Regions from separate parts of the Homo sapiens genome. Here region 1 is linked to region 2. Evidence: chromatin contacts called from ENCODE Hi-C or POLR2A ChIA-PET data. All regions are on one chromosome and are shown on one strand. Each heading gives the region's core, a stretch centred on a gene start or an enhancer-like site at or near the end of the contact. The rest is flanking DNA. Distances are from core to core; before and after follow the strand shown.

Evidence for each region. Hi-C counts contacts between places; a loop is a spot of excess contacts on that map. ChIA-PET counts read pairs that join two places held with the same protein, here RNA polymerase II (POLR2A). Pooled maps may share reads with other maps.
Region 1: a pooled map shows a loop between it and region 2 (2.4-fold over the local background). The contact joins two enhancer-like sites. A Hi-C loop is called at or near these places in 2 of 50 pooled maps. POLR2A ChIA-PET finds 5 or more read pairs at or near these places in 2 of 52 experiments (OCI-LY7 and activated naive CD4-positive, alpha-beta T cell).

Annotation. Positions count from the first base shown.
Region 1 is chr4:3,010,808-3,017,549 of GRCh38, forward strand. GRK4 (G protein-coupled receptor kinase 4) reads left to right here. Exons shown (of 16, transcript NM_182982.3): 8 at 2,881-3,021. Among named protein-coding and RNA genes, the nearest start is that of GRK4, 51 kb to the left of the region's middle. RefSeq lists an enhancer at 2,911-2,970. Within about 2 kb of position 3,389, at least 3 of the 41 ENCODE cell types and tissues checked have a DNase peak (open chromatin) inside an H3K27ac peak, as active enhancers do.
Region 2 is chr4:2,689,251-2,695,384 of GRCh38, forward strand. It overlaps FAM193A (family with sequence similarity 193 member A), which reads left to right. Exons shown (of 21, transcript NM_001366318.2): 14 at 256-454; 15 at 1,448-1,720; 16 at 4,336-4,624; 17 at 5,696-5,879. Among named protein-coding and RNA genes, the nearest start is that of TNIP2, 64 kb to the right of the region's middle. Within about 2 kb of position 2,966, at least 2 of the 41 ENCODE cell types and tissues checked have a DNase peak (open chromatin) inside an H3K27ac peak, as active enhancers do.

The DNA.
Region 1 (6,742 bases), core at 2,139-4,638, 320 kb after region 2:
CATTGCCTTGAAGTTAATTAGAAAGCTGACCTAGGAGGCAGCACACTGCACCTATATCTGTTATGCACCTGCAGCTTGACATGACAAGAAATTGGCCAACGTAGTTGTTACTTCAGGAGAAGTAACAGTACTGTCCCTCTGGTACAGTTCCAGAGACCATGAAGAATATTTTGCCTAATCCAATCGTATGCTTGCTCTAATCCCTCCATGATAGATATTTCTGTAAGAAATCCACCCTCTGTTTGAATATGTCCTAGAACAGGAAAGTCATTTTCTTACTTGGACTCTTGCTAATCTGCCTTTAATGATCTGCAAATGTAATGACTCAGATTTTGTGAAAGAACAGAGGAAAAATTTCTGGAACATGGGTCATGTGTTTACAAAGGAATGAAAGTCTAATTATAGCCACATGTAAGTTTTTAAAACATGTCAGTCTTAATAGGATATAATAGGGACATGTTAGCAAATTTTAGCTATTGTGAAAGACCTGGTGCTGGGCGCGGTGGCTCACGCCTGTAATCCTAGCACTTCGGGAGGCCAAGGTAGGCAGATCGCTTGAGCCCAGAAGTTCCAGATCAGCCTAGGCAACATGGCAAGACCCCATCTCTATTTAAATATTTAATATAAATAAATACATTAAAAAAGAAGATAAGAAAGACTCAGTATAATTATGATTGTATAGATTACTTTTTAACAGATTTACTTGGGTTCCCAAACAAATGATTGGCTGCACGAATAAAGCATGGCAGTTTCCCACAGACTTGCTCTGGAGGTGTTGTACTCTCAGTCAAGGCCCAGAGGCAGTGAGCAGTCAGCTCACCCCTACTCTGAATGCCTGTCAGAAGGAGCCCTGCTTGCCCTCATGCGGGGACAGCCTCGGTGCCCTTTAATCCAGATTCTAATCGTGCATTTGCTTTTTCCAAGTGCTAGCACTTCCTCCAGTGGGCTTGAGAGAGCAAACCTAGTTGGTTTTATTTTGTCAACAGTAATTCTTTCGCTTATGCTTGAAGTCCTCCGAAATGAATTTGTAGGGTCCTGAGTGAGCACAATGGTAAAGGAATTGAGTAGACATCTCTGCTGTCATGGTTTTAGGCCACAGACTGTAGTGGAAAGAGCACGTACTTCAGACGTGGGCAGACCCGAGGTCAGGGTCCTGTCGTATCACTTCCAGCAGCGTGATCTTGGGCCCGCCATCGTGATCTCATCTCTAGCAGGGAAATAATCGGCCCTGCCCGCCAGGCTGCTGTGAGCCAGCGAGTGTTCACACCCAGCTCTCAGCACAGTGCCTGGCACTCTTGTCTGCTTTCCATTCCCTTTCTCTGATTTGCCCATTCCACTTAGAATAATTTGTTTTAAATTAACGATAAAGAGATATGAAGAGATTTTTATGCCAAGTCTTAATGGTAAGAAAATGATTAAATACATATTGGGATAGTCACATTTTAGGAAAACATTTCACGATAGGAAAATAGTCACACAATAAGATTTTTTAAAAGGAGGTTAGGAAATATTACCTATTTTACAATACGAGACCAGTTTTGCCATGAAAGGCTGGAGTGGTGGGAACAGGGTATGTATTCTTGCATACCCATGTAAGAAGGTGGGCCCAAAATCAAATAGAGCAAAATATTAACAGTCATTATCTTGGAATTACGGGTGAGTTTTTATCACTGTCCTTATTACTTCCAATATTTTCCACAATTAACTTTGTATTTCTTTTACCACCAAAATTATTTTATTGATAGATAAAATTAAATCATGTCTTATGTTTGCTTTTAAAGCAGTCCCCTGTGGGGTGTGCAGTGGATGGGAGTTGGAAGAAACAGCAGCCTAATGTTGATGACACAGAGGCACGGGGACCAGAACCTGAGGCTCATGATACTATTTTTTCCACTTTTGTATGTTGGAAATTTTTCATGACATAAAGTTAAAATAATACATAAATACTACTTTAAGAAGTAATAGAATAAAGATATGAAAATTGTGAATTCTATGAAATATATTTCCTTATACTCTTGACATTTTAAATTAAAAAATCAAGAATCTTTTTAGGCCAGGCGCGGTGGCTCACACCTGTTAATCCTAGCGCTTTGGAAGGCCAAAGTGGGCAGATCACCTGAGGTCAGGAGTTCAAGACCAGCCTGGCCAAAATGGTGAAATCCCGTCTTTACTAAAAATACAAGAAAAATTAGCCAGGCATGGTGGCGGGCACCTGTAATCCCAGCTACTTGGGAGGCTGAGGCAGGAGAATCTTGAGACGGAGTCTCACTCTGTCGCCCAGGCTGGAGTGCAGTGGCGCGATCTCGGCTTACTACAACCTCTGCCTCCCGGGTTTAAGCGATTCTCCTGCCTCAGCCTCTGGAGTAGCTGGGGCTACAGGCACCCGCCACCATGCCTAGTTAATTTTTTTGTTTTTTTATTTTTCGTAGAGACGGGGTGTCGCCATGTTGGCCAGGTTGGTTTCGAGCTCCTGACCTCAGGTGATCTGCCTGCCTTGGCCTCCCAAAGTGCTGGGATTGTAGGCATGAGCCACCATGCCCAGCTGAAAAAGAATCTTTTCAGTTTTACTTTTTAAAACTTTTGCACTTTTACAAAAAGTAAAATACACATATGGGGACATTTAAAAATTAAACATTTACCGTGATCACCTATGCCAACTAGTTCCATTTGTACACTGTCTTAGAGTTGATAGAGTACAGTGCATCACTGAGGGAGGAGCCGACTCACACTGACGAAGCTCACCTTTGAAACGGTCTCGGCTCCTCATGCACTGCTGCTGGTCTCTGCCAGTGAGGGTCTCATCAAGCAAAGAGCTTCCTTTGTGTGGCCTAAGAAATGCCAGGTGGACATAAACCTCCTTTATTTTGCTGTTTAAACTAGGTTTGCGCCTGTCAAGTGCGAGCCACAGGAAAAATGTATGCCTGCAAAAAGCTACAAAAAAAAAGAATAAAGAAGAGGAAAGGTGAAGCTATGGCTCTAAATGAGAAAAGAATTCTGGAGAAAGTGCAAAGTAGATTCGTAGTAAGTGTCTCCTCTTAGTCTTCACTGTGCATTGTTTGATTCATAGCACTTTTGTCAGCCGACATGCCGCTCAGCTCACGCTCACTGAAGCCGTGGAAGTCATTTCTTGTTTTCTGAGTTTATGTGGGGGTTTGCTCTTTTTAGTAACAGTTTTGTTTTTAGTAACAGCTCTCTTCTTTCTTATTCAAACCTTAGAAAACATAGAAGGAGTGATACTGCTTCTAACTTCTGGTTTGTTATAAATCTGTAGTCCCCCGCCTCCCATTCTGTCACTCTTCACACCTGCCAGCTTGCAGAGGCTCCAGGTCCATTAGTTACCCGTGTTTCTTGGTGAATTGCCCTTTCCTTTCCCTTATCACAGCCAGCCAGAGCTTATCTCTGTTTGCTCTCAGCCTCCAGTCAATTTCTCTGGCCCCTGGGACACTGTGACTTGGCTGTGCTTGAGGATACCTTCTCTCTCTCTCTCTCTTTTTTTTTTTTTTTTTTGACACAGGGTTTCGCTCTGTTGTCCAGGCTGGAGCGCAATGGCACGATCTTGGGTCACTGCAGCCTCAACCTTCCAGGCCCAAGTGATCCTCCTACCTCAGCCTCCCAAGCAGCTGGGACCACAGGCACACACCACCATGCCCAACTAGGTTTTAATTTTTTTATTTTTATTCTTATTTTTTAGAGATGAGATCTCTGGCCAGGCGCGGTGGCTCACACCTGTAATCCCACCACTTAGGGAGGCCAAGGAGGGTGGATCACCTGAGGTCAGGAGTTCGAGACCAGCCTGACCAACATGGTGAAATCCCGTCTCTACTAAAAATACAAAAAGAATTAGGTGGGCCTGGTGGCGCGTGCCTGTAGTCCCAGCTACTTGGGATGCTGGTGCAGGAGAATCACTTGAACCTGGGAGGCGGAGGTTGCAGTGAGCTGAGATTGCACCACCGCACTCCAGCCTGGGCAACAGAGCGAGACTCCGTTTCAAAAAAAAGAGAGAGAGATGAGATCTCCCTATGTTGCTCAGGCTGGTCTTGAACTCCTGGGCTCAAGTGATCCACCTGCCTCAGCTTCCCAAAGTGTTGGGATTACAGGTGTGAGCTACCACGTCTGGCTGAGGATACCTTCTCTAGCCCCCTTCTCATGTGGGCCTCCTCCCTCTGGCCTCAATCTGCTTTCCGTCTTTTCCTTTTTCTGGGAAGTTTACCGCTAGGCCCTCAACTAGCATATCCCAATTGTATGAAGCCCAAATACCACCTTCCCACCTTTCTGGAAAGGACAGAACATTGGGCGGACTGGTATGAGCTCAGGGGAGCAGTTCCAGGCTTTACGGTGTGCATTGTATAGTGTGGTTCTCATCTCCAAACCCAGTTTCTCTCTACCTAATTACATATGTCCTGTAGCAGCTACTGAAGTATGAAGACTGGTTGAAGGGAGAGTGTGAACGAGAATTTATAAAATGATTTGTAGTGTTAGAGCTATTTCCTCCAAGCCATTTATTTCTTAGCCCGGAGGTTAGCTGCTTTGTGCAGGGGGACAAATGTTCCCAGTGTACCTTCACAGCCAGCATCTGAATTTAATAGCACAGTGTGGGGCCGGGCGCGGTGGCTCACGCCTGTAATCCCAGCACTTTGGGAGGCCGAGGCAGGCGTCAGGAGATCGAGACCCTCCTGGCTAACACAGTGAAACCCCATCTCTACTAAAAATACAAAGAATTAGCCAGGCGTGGTGGCAGGCGCCTGTAGTCCCAGCTACTCAGGAGGCTGAGGCAGGAGAATGGCGTGAACCCCGGAGGCGGAGCTTGCAGTGAGCCAAGATCACGCCACTGCACTCCAGCCTGGGCAACAGAGCAAGACTCCATCTCAAAAAAAAAAAAAAAAATAGCACAGTGTGTGTATATGATATGTCACTCTCATGTGCAATTACTTGAAAATCTGTAATAAAATGGGCTTATCTGGGAGTTGCTTTAAACATATTTTTTGGCTGGGCTTGGTGGCTCATGCCTGTCATTTCAGCACTTTGGGAGGCCAAGGTGGGAGGATCACTTGAGCCCAGGAGTTTGAAACCAGCCTGGGCAACATAGGGAGACCCCCATCACCCTATTTTTTTTTTTTTTGATACAGAGTCTCGCACTGTCTCCCGGGCTGGAGTGCAGTGGCGCGATCTTGGCTCACTGCAACATCCGGCTCCCGGGCTCAAGTGATTCTCCTGCCTCAGCCTCCCGAGTAGCTGGTTTTACAGGTGCCCACCACCACACCCAGCTAATTTTTTGTATTATTAGTAGCGACAGGGTTTCACTTTGTTGGCCAGGCTGGTCTCAAACTCCTGACCTTGTGATCTACCCACCTTGGCCTCCCAGAATGCTGGGGATTACAGGTGTGAGCCACCAAGCCTGGCCTCTACAAAAAAAATTTTTTTTAAAAGGCCAGGCACTGTGGCTCACGCCCTGTAATCCCAGCACTTTGGGAGGCCAAGGCCTGCAGATCACCTGAGGTCAGGAGTTCGAGACCAGCCTGGCCAACATGGTGAAACCCTGTCTCTAATAAAATACAAAAATTAGCTGGGTGTGTGGTGGCGAGCACCTGTAATCCAAGCTACTTGGGTGGCTGAGACAGGAGAATTGCTTGAACTCAGAAGACGGAGGTTGCAGTGAGCCCAGATTGCGCCATTGTACTCCAGCCTGTGTACTCCAGCCTGGGTGACAGAGTGAGACTCAATCTCCAAAAAAAAAAAAAAAAAAATTAGCCAGGCATGGTGGTGTGTGACTGTAGTCCCAGCTACTCAGAAGGCTGTGGTGGGAGGATTGCTTGAACCCAGGTGGTCAGGGCTGCAGTGAGCCATTATTGCCCACTGCACTCCAGCCTGGGTGACAGAGTGAGATCCCATCTCAAAAACAAAGCAAAACAAAAAAAAAAATACAAAAAAACAAAACAAAAAAAACCCCCGTGTAACTACCTTGGAACATAGAAATCCACAATCTAGCTTTATGAAAAGAACAGAAACAGTTGTTACAGTTTCTTTTGCTTAAATGCTTTGATTTCTATATCGTTGGCCTCTCCCAAGGAACCTAGAGACATTTTTCTCCTTCCCTATGGTGTTTTCTCCCTGCTTAACCTAGAGACATTTTTCTCCTTCTGTGATGGTGTTTACCCCCTGCTTACAGTGGCATGTTCATCCCTGCTGCGCCCTGACCCATGGCAGTAATGCCTCTCCCTGGAGCCCTCTGCCCCTGCCTGCACCCTCGCCCCTCACAGTCTGTTCTCCACGGAGCAGTGCAAGGCAGTCTGTGGACAAGTTAAATTAGTCATCCACTTTCCTGATTAAAAACTCCAGTGGCCACCTGCCACTCTGAGAATAAAATTAGACTCAGCTCTGGCCTTTCAGGCACTGAGGGACCTGGCTCCTGCAGCCTCTGCCACATCAGGCCTGGGGTCTGACTGCACTCTGCCTGAAGCATCACTGCCTTTCCCTCTTGCCCTTGGTCTCCCTCCCCATAGGCAGTCTGTGAGTCGCCCATCACTCTGTTGGATGGTTTCTTTGCATTGGTTCATCTGTCATCTGTAACTGCCCAGGCCTCCTCCACCACGATATTAGGACAGAGCTCCTCAGGGCCATGCTCACCACTGCATCCCAGCTGCCCACAACAAGGCTGGCGTGATAAAAGATTCTCAATATAATTTTAATATATATTAAGCAGATGTTGAATGAATATTCACAAGAGGAGAGAAAGTAAGGGATC
Region 2 (6,134 bases), core at 1,716-4,215:
TAAAGTTTGTTCAGATATACTCCTCAAGGCATCGGTTGCTTTTCATATCTACATCTGGTTGAAATTTGACCTGTCGTGTACAGTCTCATAAATCAAGTCCATGTTTTGTGAGATGTGCTCCCCCTGGGCTGAGCTCAGCTCATGGCGAGCACATCCCATGAGGCTCATAATGAATTGTCTGTCTGTAGTTTAACTACTTACCTAGGTAAACAGAATATTAATTTTGATATGTGATTAGAAAATTTTTTTTTGTAGGCTTTACCGCCAGCACCTGTTCAGAATCACACAAATAAGCATCAGGTATTCAATGCATCTCTTCAAGACCATATTTATCCGAGCTGTTTTGGGAATACTCCAGAGTGGAATAGTTCTAAATTTATAAGTCTTTGGGGATCAGAAGTGATGAATGATAAGAACTGGAATCCTGGCACTTTCTTGCCAGATACAATTTCTGGTAAGGAATTTGTTAAAACTTTCTTGAAGTTTTAAAATAACCTGAGTAGACTGACATCTTTGCCGTAGTCTCCCGTGGAAGCCCTGGCGCAGCTGTAGCCAGCTGCTGCTCCACCACCTCTGTCTCCAGTGGGAGGCCCCTCGGGGCTGTCATCCTACTCCATCCTCTCGCATCTGCCACCAGTCGGTCCCACTGTGTGACAGAGCGGAGCAAGACTCTGGCTCCATGGCTGCCCGTCAGCCCGGTGAGCCACATGGGCGTGGCCTCAGCGCTGCTGAGGGTCTCGTGACCACGGTCGGGTGCCCGGCCTTCAATTCTCGAGCAGTGGTGACAGCCAGACCTCAGCCCCCCCGGTGCACAGGGGCAGGAAGAAAGTGCCACAGTTGACTTAAATCTGTGACTCACACTCCTTCCTCTGGTTACTGCATTGGCGCCACGTGGCATCTCTCCCCTTTACTAGCTCCTTACTCCCCAGCTGCCTCAGCCACTGAGGCCCAGCCGTTACTTCAGTCACAGGGTCAGGGGCACCTGAAAAGGGGCTGGTACCTACTCCTCATCTCTGTCTTCCTGCGGCCAGAGCTCCTGGCAGCCCCACACCCAGCCCCTGCATGTGCCAGAACAGCAGGCTAGACTTGACATCCTGATCTGTGCTTAGGAAGGATTTCTAGCTGTGTGACCTTGGGCAAGTTGCTTGGCCTCTCTGAGCCTCAGTTTCTTCATCTTCTTAGGATGGGAGTAATAGTACCAACCTCAGAAAGTAATTTTAAGACTTTACGTAACTTTGGAAAGCACCTAGCACAGGAATTGGCACATAGTAGGTGCTCAATACAATTTTTTCTTAGATTAAAAGCTAGTTGACTTAGTGTCATCCCAGTGGGATCCTGACTTCAGTAGCACCCCCAGTATCAAGTGTTCAGTCATCAGCATGTCTTTTAGGGTTTAGCTAAGTATGATTGCTGTCAGAAGCCTTAATTTTCCTGTTCTTCTTTGAAGGGAGTGAAATATTAGGGCCAACACTCTCAGAAACAAGACCGGAAGCCCTTCCACCTCCATCTAGCAATGAAACACCTGCAGTCTCGGATAGTAAAGAGAAAAAGAATGCTGCAAAAAAGAAATGTTTATACAATTTCCAAGATGCTTTCATGGAAGCAAATAAAGTTGTCATGGCCACGTCATCAGCCACGTCCTCTGTGTCCTGCACAGCTACCACAGTGCAGTCCAGCAACAGCCAGTTCAGAGTGTCATCCAAGAGACCTCCTTCAGTAGGTAAGGCTTGAAGGCTCACTGGCCCTCGGGGTCTGCAGGAAGGCTGGGCTTACTGACTTCTCGTCTTTGTAACTCATCTTTGTAACTGCCTTTTACTTGGCCTAGCCAGAGGCGTAAGTGTAATTAACTGCCCAAAAATGCTCACACACAGAGAGCTGATCCCCTAGGACTTTGATTAGAATTTTAGCTGTTGTGCTAGATTCCTCTGGGGCTTCGCTGCACTGTCTTGCTTTTGTCTCTGTTTCTGTTCTTCTGTGATTTGAGTTAGGGTCTCACTCTTGTTCGCCCAGGCTGGAGTGCAGCAGTGCAGTCTCAGCTCATTACAGCCTCTGCCTCTTGGGTTCAAGCGATTCTCCTACCTCAGCCTCCCAAGTAGCTGGGACTATAGGTGCCCACCACCACGCACGGCTAATTTCTGTATTTTTTGGTAGAGACGGGGTTTCACCATTTTGGCCAGGCTAGGAGGTCATTGCTTTCTGAGCATGTGGCAAGATTTCTCAGAAGCTGCTTTAGGAAAATGCTGAGCAGATGTGAGCTGACAGGGCTGCCTGTCACCCAGCCTAGGGTACAGCCCCTGGCTGTCACTTAGGGGGCCCAAAAGCAATAATGTGATCAGAGACCAATGGCAACTCAGTAGCTGGCTCGAGGAGGCCTCACTAGCCAAAGCTGGGACAGATTGAGCATTAAAAGGAATGAGGAGGCTGAGTGTGGTAGCTCCCAGCACTTTGGGAGGCTGAGAGGGGAGGGTTGCTTAAGCCTGGGAGTTTGAGACTAGCCTGGGCAACATAGTGAGACCCCGTCTCTAAAAAAAAAAAAAAAGTTAAAAAAACAGGAAGTTTGACTATAGCATACAAATAAAGTCAAGAATCCATAAGGATTGGGATGCTCAAACAGAGCAGTAGGGTGGGAAGCTCCTTCTTCTAAAAGCACACCTCCTCTAAATGTGTAAGAAGGATAAGAGTGGCAAGTCAGCATGCTGCACCCCCAGGGTAACAGCTGGTGCAAGTATGCAGCATTCATGGAGGTTAACAAGGGATATCAGTTTGGGGAATGGAGTATTTCTACTGTTCAAAAGCAGCACCCATAGGGTACTGACAGATTACAGCAGGATGATGGGCGCTTGTGTTAATCAATTCTCACACTGCTATGAAGAAATACCCAAGACTGGATGATTTATAAAGGAAAGAGTTTTAATTGAGTCACAGTTCCACATGGCTAGGGAGGCTTCAGGAAATTTACAATCATGGTGGAAAGCACCTCTTCACGGGGGAGAGAACGAGTACACGGCGAAGGGGGAAGCCCCTTATAAAACCATCAGCTCTCGTGAGAACTCACTCACTATCACTAGAACAGCATGGGGGAAACCATCCCCACGCTTCAGTTGTTTCCACTGGGTCCCTTCCACCACATGGGGGGATTATGGGAACAAAATTCAAGATGAGATTTGTGTGGGGACACAACCAAACCCTATCACTGGGTACCGACAGATTACAAAGGAATGGTGGGTGCCAGACTCTGGAGGAACCTAGCAGACAGTGCCATGCACACCACCATGAAACAGAGAGACACTGGGTGCATCCCATTGCCACAAACTCAGAAGGATCCAACGTAATATTTGCAGGATTTGTGCCCAGAACATTTTATCCAAATCTACCAAGACAAGACAAATCCAAATTGGCAGACAGGTAGCCTATTAAAAATGTTAAGTCTTGTGAAAAGAGAAAAGGGTTGGAAGAGGCTGGGTTAGTGGGAAAGCTATAATGGACATGTGAAGGAAATTGGAAAATGGAATATGGGTTATACCTTAGATGAGAGTATCCTGTCAGTGTTAAATGCCAGTGAGGTGATCATGGTATTCAGCAAAATGTCAAAAAAAGAGAGAGGGAGGGAGGGAGGGAAAGAAAGAAAAGAAAAGAGAGGAGAGAGAAGGGAGGAAATTTTTAAGTAAAAAGCTCGGTACAGTGGCTCACACCTGTAGTCCCAGCACTTTAGGTGGCCCTGGTGAGAGGATTGCTTGAGCCCAGGGGTTCAGGACCAGCCTGGACAACATAGTGAGACACTGTCTCTTAGAAAAAGGTGATTTTTTTTTTTTCTTTGAGACGGAGTCTTGCTCCGTCACCCAGGCTGCTGGAGTGCAGTGGTGCGATCTGTGATCCTCCTGCATCAGCCTCCCGCGTAGCTGGGACTACAGGTATGTGCCACCACGCCCAGCTAATTTTTTGTATTTCTAGTAGAGATGCGGTTTCACTGTGTTAGTCAGGCTGGTCTCGATCTCCTGACCTCATGATCCACCAGCCTCGGCCTCCCAAAGTGCTGGGATTACAGGCATGAGCCACCACGCCCGGCCAAGAAATTTTTTTTAAAAAACCAAACTGTCGATGTTCTGAGGAGTTCATACCGAAGTGTTCAGAGGTGAGTGTAACTTGCAGACGTTCGGCTAAAAAGTGTGTGTGCCTGTAAGAAATAAAGTTTATAAATATGACAGAATATTAGGTCGTGAAGATGAAGCAAGGTGAAGGATGAATGGGTACTCTTTGTGTGTTCTTTCAGATTTTCTACAGGTTTGAACATTTTTGAAACAAACTTGGCAGTGACTCTCGCCTCTCTAAATGCAGGTGACGTGTTTCATGGCATCAGCAAGGAGGACCACAGACACTCGGCCCCAGCCGCCCCGAGGAATAGCCCCACGGGCTTGGCCCCCCTCCCAGCGCTCTCGCCTGCTGCGCTGTCACCTGCTGCGCTCTCACCTGCCTCCACACCTCACCTTGCAAATCTTGCAGCCCCATCATTCCCCAAAACAGCAACCACAACTCCTGGGTTTGTGGACACACGCAAGAGTTTCTGTCCTGCACCCCTACCCCCGGCCACAGATGGCTCCATTAGCGCCCCTCCAAGTGTCTGCAGGTGAGCCAAGTCCTGACTGGGGACGTGGGAGCACTTTGGAAAATGGGTGTTATGCCTCACTAACACAGCTACAGAAACTCCCCTGGGACCATGCAGTGGAAAAGTCTAGTGAAATGCCGAGGGAATGCAGGGATGTCCCCAGCAGAGGCCATGGGTAGAGGGGGGCTCCCATCTCAGCCTGTAGTTTTGCAGAGGGAAGAGCAGGGGCCGTGGGCCGCCATGGATAGGTGGGCCAACTACGCCTAAACACTGACAGCATCGGGGGTGTGCATTGTTTTTTACTCATTGTATAAGTTGTATTTGTTATACCTAGGGTGGAATCAGAGGAAAATGAATGAAATGTGTATATAGTAAAAACACAATACAACAAACACTCAACAGGTGTGTTTTTTTGTTTTTTGTTTTTTTTCTCTGAGACAGAGTCTCACTCTGTCGCCCAGGCTGAAGTGCAGTAGTGCGATCTCAGCTCACTGCAACCTCCACCTCCTGGGTTCAAGCGATTCTTCTGCCTCAGCCTCCCAAGTAGTGAGACTACAGGCATACGCCACCATGCCTGGCTAATTTTTGTATTTTTAGTAGAGATGGGGTTTCACCATGTTGGCCAGGCTGATCTCGAACTCCTGACCTCAAGATCCACCTTCCTTGGCCTCCCAGAGTGCTGGGAGTACAGACGTGAGCCACTGCACCTGGCCAGACTTTCTTTTTAAGACAAATTCTGTTACCTTTGAACTCGCCTGTTTGAAGCTATACCCCTTTTCGAAGCCCCTTAGTATGGAAGCTGTGGTGGCAGGGGCAGTCTCAGAAGGAGTCATTGGAGAGACTACGTGTTCCTGTTCAGTGGCGCTCTGTGAGCACTTTGAGGGACCGCCTGCATGCATGCGCACACGCCATGTCTCCCACGTGAGCCCCTTGCTGCTTGTGTATGACTCCCTAGTAACCCTGGGACTATGCACCCTCTGCGCTGCCTCTTGTCTGTGAAATGGGCAGGACAGTGGGTGGTCATGTGCAACAATGTGAGTCATTGCCTCCCGGGCCGGCCACTTGCTGATGAGCTTGTATGCGGTTTTGCAGTGACCCTGACTGCGAAGGGCACCGCTGCGAGAATGGTGTCTACGACCCACAGCAGGATGATGGGGACGAGAGTGCAGATGAGGACAGCTGCTCTGAGCACAGCTCCAGCACCTCGACCTCCACCAACCAGAAGGAGGGCAAGTACTGCGACTGCTGCTACTGCGAATTCTTTGGGCACGGCGGGGTGAGTGCATGAGGTCAGCGCATCATGATGTGGGAAGTGTGCAACACACGGGCTCCTTTGCAGAAATTCTGTACTAGGTTGAATTCGGGGTATATTCCACTTCTAGGGTATATCCATTGTAAAGAAACAAAGAAAAATATATGCCCAAAGATTTAGCCATAATGATTTTTTTTCTTCATTTTTTACTTTGTGGTTTTTAAGGTAACTGGTAAATCAGCAGTGAGGTATTCCTACTGAATACCCATTGGTAGGAGG